Regions from separate parts of the Mus musculus genome. Here regions 1 and 2 are each linked to region 3. Evidence: chromatin loops called from intact Hi-C (ENCODE). Cell type or tissue: left cerebral cortex. All regions are shown on one strand.

The links. Peaks named below come from ENCODE experiments on the same cell type or tissue, not always from the same donor. Only the 100,000 strongest peaks of a DNase experiment are listed, where the experiment ranks them.
Region 1: it touches region 3 in a loop (4-fold over the local background); 4 of 42 quality-filtered maps call a loop at or near these places.
Region 2: a loop joins it to region 3, with 2.3 times the contacts of the local background. A loop is called at or near these places in 3 of 42 quality-filtered maps.

Annotation. Positions count from the first base shown.
Region 1 is chr1:164,688,554-164,691,053 of GRCm38, forward strand. No RefSeq gene overlaps it. Among named protein-coding and RNA genes, the nearest start is that of Dpt, 110 kb to the right of the region's middle. In left cerebral cortex, a CTCF peak has its summit at 1,057; a DNase peak (open chromatin) is centred at 979; H3K27ac peaks cover 1,593 bases.
Region 2 is chr1:164,786,814-164,789,313 of GRCm38, forward strand. No RefSeq gene overlaps it. Among named protein-coding and RNA genes, the nearest start is that of Dpt, 8.6 kb to the right of the region's middle. In left cerebral cortex, a CTCF peak has its summit at 1,021; DNase peaks (open chromatin) are centred at 281 and 1,157; H3K27ac peaks cover 1,653 bases.
Region 3 is chr1:165,119,256-165,121,755 of GRCm38, forward strand. No RefSeq gene overlaps it. Among named protein-coding and RNA genes, the nearest start is that of 4930568G15Rik, 29 kb to the left of the region's middle. In left cerebral cortex, a CTCF peak has its summit at 1,298 (motif pointing left); DNase peaks (open chromatin) are centred at 297, 772 and 1,280; H3K4me3 peaks cover 357 bases; H3K27ac peaks cover 827 bases.

The sequences.
Region 1 (2,500 bases), 430 kb before region 3:
CAGGTGGACCTGGGTTGTATTAGAAAGCCAACTTAGCCTGAGTCAGAGAGAACCAGGGGGTAGTGTTTTCCTCAAGTTTCTGTTTCCATTTCTGACCATAGTTGGGTGCTGAACTATGACGTGGAAGTAGAAGCTGAAATAAATCTTTTTCTCCTCTAAGTTGCTTTTGATTATGGTGTTTATCACAGCAACAGAAATCCATCTAGGACAATGATATATGGTGACTTGGAAGACCTGGAAGGAAGTGGGGGAGTTGAACAAGTGAGGGGGAGACTAGGAAAGGAGGAGGGACAGTCCTCCACTCAGAACTCAAACTTGAATGGAGGCTGGACCTTGGAGCTGGAAGGACATTATTTGAGCAAGAGCAAATGGCTCTGAGCCCAATGTCAGTAAACATAATTCCTGTGCATATCAAATGAGGTCTCTTTAATCAAAATCAAAGGGTTATGTATTGATCAGGTGACAGAAATGTGACCAGACAGGCATCTAGCCCGGCATGTCTTCTTGGAGCCATCAGTTGTCATTAGCCATCAGTTGTCATTGCTTGCAGTGACTTTGTGAAGATTGATTGTCATGGATAGTGGGAACTGACTGTGTTTGTTGTCCTGGGGTCAGGCAAAACTGTATACTCAATGTTAGGCGTTGTGGTAGAGGTGAGCAATAGTGTGATCAGAGCGAGACACAGTTAATGCTTTCAAGACTACAGGTCTTGGGAAGTACAGATACCCATTGTCTCCTCACAGAAGTGATGCCTGAGAAGAAAGGGAATTATGACATGTTGGGGGAGGATGTAACAGAAGGAATAATCTACAGAGAGGTACGATTATTCTCCCATGTACAGGGGACAGAAAGGCACAGAATGACAAAGTAATTTGTCCCAGATTCCCTCCTCCCACTGGGTACAACTGCTTCTGGGGGTGGAAAAATGTTAGGAGGTTGGAAGGCAGGAGCGATGAGTAATCTCAATATAAAAGGAATCTTGATTTTATTGAGATTCATTTAAATACCGTGGTAGAGAAATGCAGAGTGTCAGCAGCCCCTGCCAGTACAGACAGATGATGAGCCTGCCTTCCATCGGAGGCAGCAACAGAGATGAGGGAGTATATTTTCTAAGCACACCATCATTTGCAGGTTTTCAGTAAATCTCACCAAGAGAACGCTATGCAAATTCATCTTAGTCTAAAACCAGGAATTCCATAGAGAAAGCTTTTCCTTCTTTTATCTATTCTTACTTCAGCTGGGCTGTGTTTTTCCCCAGGTCCATGGTTTCTGCAACTGAGCTCTGTCCAATTTTATGATGAGGTTTGGTGTCAATGGCTTTTAGTTAACAAGAGTAAGAGATAACATGGGAGAAAGGCAAGTCATAGATAGTTTCCTCTCTTATTCTTGAGTTCTAGAGATTCACTTTGTTCTCAGTAATGGCTAACAAGTCCTCAGGGATTTTGGCCCCATGTGCACTAGGAATGGAATAATCTATAGAGAACACTCACGTAAGACCAATGACACCCCTCTTTGGCTAAAAGGAAGTGGTATTTCCCACAGCCAAAGTAGAAAGTACAAGCAAAGAGAAGGATCAAGAGTTCTTCTGGGATGGGGAGAGGAGAGGAGCCTTTGTTGGGTGGAGACCTTAGTGAACAGCCTAACAAAGCAGCCCTGTTTCCACACCAAGAAGGACCACTTGAGCTCAGGTACTTGAACCAGGTTTGGATTCTCATCGCCTCTCTTCTGCTGTTTCTGCTGGGGTCCTTCAGACCCAGCTATTGTGTATGTGATGCTGGCCTTCCTCCCTGCACTTCTTCACAGTACAGCAGTCCCTGAAGTGGATGGAAATGCATAGCAATGGGTTTTCTGATAGGAACAGACTCTTGAGAAAGAAAATGATTTGTTCAAGGCTCTCCATCCAATGAGCAGCATGGTTGTGACTTAAAGTAACAGTTAAAAAGTGACATAAAAGATAGAAAAAAATGGGAAAAAAACCTTTTTTCTGAAGCACTGATATTCCCTTGTACTGAAAGATTGATCAGTTTCTCTAGAAACTCATAATTTAAAACTCAGTATCTGAGAAATCAAAAACAGCTAATTAAATCCAACGGAAAGAACAAATAAAAATAAATGTTGGGATTCAACAATAGGATTGAACCATTTGATTAAAAAAAAAAAACTTCCATTCCCCTAAGTCAATATAGTTTCTAACTAACTAAATACATATCCTTATACCCATGGGCAAGTGTAGTTCTCATTCGTCATCAAAGAAGCTCCCTTTTGCAACAGATAGAGACTATTGCAGAGATCTGAAACTGGTTGAAATTCAGAGAATAAGTGACCACTGGGTGTTCAGCCATGACTGTTACATCTGCAATCCTAATCTCTACATCTTAAGTTCAGGGAAAATCATGGGAGAAGAGGAAGAAAGACTATGAGTAAAGGACCAGGATCCCTGCTGCTAGATAGTGTCTCTAGATGTGACAGGAGAGCTGTACCCATGAAATCTCAACAGTAT
Region 2 (2,500 bases), 330 kb before region 3:
CAGTCTGTGACTGGGTCTAGGAATAATCAACGTGAGTCTCCAGAATGAGTCCCCCCACCCCCCACATGCAATCCTAAGAGATTTTTTATTTTGAGAGTCTAAGCCTTGTGTCCTGAAATACTTCCAAACACATCCTAACCACTAGCTGGGTGACCTTGAACAGATTTCCCTTTAAGCATCAATGGTCTCATTTGTAAAGTTGGGGTGACGTGTTCCTTGAAGAATGTGAAGGTGACATTCAATAAAGCAAGTATAAACGTGTGCATGACAGCCAGACACACTAACAGAAGCGAGCAGGTGGGCGTGGTGTGTTTGGCTCAGGAAGATTTTCAGGCACAAGGAAGATTTGCAGGGCGTAGTAGGGAAGCCTGACCCAAAACATAGGGACATGGTGCTTTGAATGCAAATTGCCCTCATAGGCTCATGTGTTTGCATGCTTGGGCTGTAGCTGGTGGACTGTTTGGGGAAGGATTGGGAGGTATGGCCTTGTTGGAGATGTGTCATTTGGGTAGGCTTTGAGGTTACAAAAGAACACTCTGCTTCCGAGTTAGTGGAAAAAGCATCTGCCCCCAGGGAGGCCAGTTTCCCATCAAGCCATTGCTTCTGTCTCTTGTTACTGTGACTCCCTACAACCTGCATGTCCATTTGACTAGACTCTGATGGACTTCTGGTCGACCAAGACCACCCAGGAGCCAGAAGATAGCAGGGCATAAAAGACAACACATAAAAATCTCCCAGGGCACAGTCCAGGAAAGGAAAGACATCTAGAAAGCGAAGAAAAGACAGATTTTTTTCATTTCTGTTTTAGTGACTGGCTTTGTTCTAAGCATGTTACATGGATTGTGTCCTTTGCTTCTCATGATAAAAACAAAAGTATAGGTATGTATGTGTGAGTGCATAAGTATGCATAGACACACACAGATGGAGGGTGTTAAATTTCTCTGGCAAAGCAGTAAAAATGTCTCTCTTGCTTAGACGAAGGCAGCCTACTGACGTAGAGTTAAATTATTTCGGTAGGTGTTAATATTGCAGCTTTTAAAGAAGCTGCGGTAGAAAATAGGACTCATTAATGTGCAGTGTGCTGAGCTCCAGGCTGTGGACAGGGACAGGGACAGCAGGCAGGCTGAGCTATTGCCTCTGCTGCAGTTCTCAGTTCTGCTCCGTCACTGCCTGCGTGGGTGGTGTGTGATCAGGAGACAGGTGGCCTGCTTCTGAGAGCCACGGGAATGGCTGTACTTTGACCAACAGCAGGGACACTGGCAGAGGAGCTCTTCCCCATTCTGCCTTGTATTGGGAAGACCAGAAATAATCTCAGGAAATAAACACACACTGTAGTTTGTGCTCCTAGACCTTAGTGTGCCTAACAGCCAACACAAAGCTCATTAAAGAGGCAGGTTCCTGGGTGCCAGCTGAAGGACTTCATTCAGTTAAGCTGATCAGGGATTTAGTAATCTGTCTTTCAGTTACTTCTTCAGGGATGCAGGGTTGTCTATTAGTTCAGTGTAATTCTTTTGAGTGAAAATGTGGTGGGTGTCAAGCTGATAAAGACAGGAAGATTCTCTGGTGACCAGTTACCGTATTTAAACCCATTGATGTAAAGCACATTGTAGAAAGGTGTTAAGGGAGTAAGTAGACCAATGCGAGAATGTGTACACATAGTTAAAGGGTCATGAGCGTGGGTGTGGGTCTTAGCCAGATGTGATCAGAGTACTCTGCAAACGGAAACAACAGGAGACAGAATCGATGATGGTATAGAAAGACTGGCCTCCCTAGGGGTGGGAGGTGAGCGCTTCTTCCAGTAACTTCTAGCCTTATCCATCTCATCTTCAGGATGATCAGAAGGCCGGAGTCAGTAAATATAATATGAATTGTCTCTCCCGAAGTTGGAATGGACCACCTTCGTTCTCTAAAGGAGATACTTACCCTGTAATAAGGTGTTACGTCCTCTGAGAGACCTGACAAATACATTGGAATTGATCATCTAAATAAATAAATAAATAAATAAATAAATAAATAAATAAATAAATGGGAGAGTGTTTTTAAGATCTTTTGTACTAGCGGCATAGGCTTGTATGTGAAGATCTCCTCACCCACTGTTCTCTAACTGTAAACATCACTGAACCTCTCAAAACCTAAGCCTATACGTCAACTAAATGGAAATGATGAAAGGTGGAGTCTGTGCCCAGGAACACAAATATGAACTGGGATCATATTAATCCCCAGGGAAGAATATATATTTCTTGTTTCTCTGGTGCCTGCTGGATTATGTGGTGTCTATACGTATTATATAAAATGATGCACACGTGAAAGGTACTGTTATTACTTCACACACAATTAAGCTTGAGCTATTATAAAGGTGACTTGAATTAGGAGATTTGTCATGGAATGGCATCACAGGAGCGCTTTCTGGTTGTTTACTATCCCTCCCCAATTTTCCCATTCTTGAATCCAGAACTCTCTTTGGGACATTCTGTTAGCATGCTCTTCATTGCGAACTTCA
Region 3 (2,500 bases):
AACGAGAAGCTAAATTCTCTCATCCCAACAGCCTGGATGCGGAGAAGGTAAGGGAGACGGGAGGACTCAGAACACAGATACTGTCACCCCACTTCACAAGGACACCCCGAAAGCTGTCCACACAGAGCCATACAGAGGGAAAAACGGGGCTCCAGCACTTTCCTGCCCTTAGGAGAGGGAGAATGGGAGAGAGAAGAAGCATCTGCCAGCAGCTGCCCTGCTTCCTGTCCATGGCAAAAGGCCTTTTGTGTTGGTTCCTTGGAGCCTCTGAATCCTGTGACTAAGCCAGCCATCAAGCAAGCTGAAGCACTGGTCTTCAGCAAGAACACTTCTGTGAGGTGACAGCTTTAACCGGCATGGCCTGGCTTCTTAAAAGACTTTGACACCAGGGTTTTGGTTTGTGTTTGTTTTTTAATCTTGCTGGAATAGCAGCTTATACAGGGAGGAAGCAGGGATGGTGGGGGCGGGGCGAGGGGGGGAGGTAAGGATGATATGGGATGGGAATGAATAGGGTGGAGCTCCCAACTTCTAAGGACTTGGTGGTCTGTGCCGCTTTGTCTCTGGACGCCGACCCCAGATTTCCAGAGCCTTAGCAGACTTGTACTTCCTGTGTCCCAATCCTTTCTTCTCCCTCTGGGAGGCAGCCGTGCAACAGGGCTATTATGTATGGCGTTTGCATCCGTTCAACCCACCACCTCCCCAAGGAGCAGAGGGGCCCCAGAACCTCTCATCCTGGATTAGAATACTGCTCCACCCCCTCGTCCTGACACCTGCCTGGGATTCACTTAGTCTCGGCAAGAACTCCCAAATTCCAAATTCCAAAGCCGAGTCTTCATGTTCTTCCCTGCCAAGAAGGCAGAGAGGGGCTCTGAAAGCCACACCCTGGGCTTCTGGCATGTCTTTCCTATACTGAATTGTCAGCAGTAAAGCACCTGGTCCATTACTGAATTAACAGTCTCCCCAAAGATGCTTCATACAGAAGTGGTGGTTTGCTTTGGGGATCTGTTTATTGGTTTTTTGGTTTTTTTTTTGTTTGTTTGTTTGTTTGTTTTGTTTTTAACCTAACCTAAACCAGAACACAGTTCTCATCCAGGCTGTACCAGTTAACTCCACAACCTTAAAGCTGCGAGCCTTATATGGATGGTGATTTCTCTAAAAAGGAAAATTATGCTGCATCACTTTTCTTTCTATCTTTTTTTTTTTTTTTTTTTTTTTTTTTTTTTTTAAGTTCTGCAGCAGGAGGCCTTTACGCAATGCGGGATGTTGGCGAGCCGGGCTTTTGCTGCCCCCTCGTGGCGGCGAGTGTGTATCGGTTTAGAGGCTGCAACTGCGGTAGCTTAGCGGGCAATGCGGTGGGCATAGATGATTTTGTGCAGAGTTCTGAGGAACATGGTTGGCTCTGGTTCAAGGGTGAGAATTACACATTTACAGCTGGGTCTAATGCCTTCCCAGCTACCCATCACCAGGGCAGGCCAGGTTCAGCAGATCTTAGAGGATCCTACCTAGATCACGTAAACCTAGTACCCGCTTCCTCACAGGGCGCCCTCCCTGACCACTACGTCGGGGAGGAAGAGGCACGGAACAGATAGTGTGCTTTTTCTCAGGCCCTACAGTCTCCCGCGGAAAGCAAACGGCTCCAAAACCTAAGCTGTAGAGGGAGAGAAAGAGGTCTCCACTCGAGCCCTGACATGCACACCGCGAAGACTCCGTGCCCGACTTTTCCCCGTCGAGGGCCTGGAGAGAACCCCCTCAACCACCTAAAAGCAAACACGAATAAGAAATTGGTGATGGTGATGACGATGACGATGACGATGATGATGATTTCGCTGAAAATTAGTCCGAGGATTACTGGCTGTCCTCTGTGACACAGAGCCCCAGCTTAGGGACATTCGCACAAGACCTCCCCCAGACTTTTAATAACCAAGCTATGAACTTCCATTCCTCAGAAGGATAGGGGGCAGGACGTTGGATCAATTTGGTTTACCACGAACCGGGAGTTAATGAATAAACCGATTCCCTTTTTTGAGAAAGTAATTTTTGGCCCGGACTGCTCTTGGAACTTCCCTGTGGCCTGTGCTTCTGTTAATGTGTAAGAAGATACTGAGTTGGGCTTCTCATATTCGCTGTGGTATATGCTGTTACAGTTTAATAAAGTACCATGTGGTAGAATTTCATTCAAAAATTTTTTCCACAGATTTATCCCAGGGAATCTAAGAGTCAAGTCCTGGAGAAAGTCTTGTTTAGGTTGACCACACACAGAGAGGGGATGTGAGGTGTCCACTTAAATGGCACCCAAAAATATCAAAGCTTAGTGTCTGGAGGAGATAGATGTGGATGGTGGGATGGCTCAGTGGGTAAATGCAAGTCTGATGATCTGAGTTCAATTCCCAGAACCCTCCTAAAAATGGGAGGAAGGAACTGACTTCACAGATTTGTAGATGGTGGTAGATGTTCTACTGAGTACAACCACAGAAGAAACATGTCTGCAAGCAACACTCAG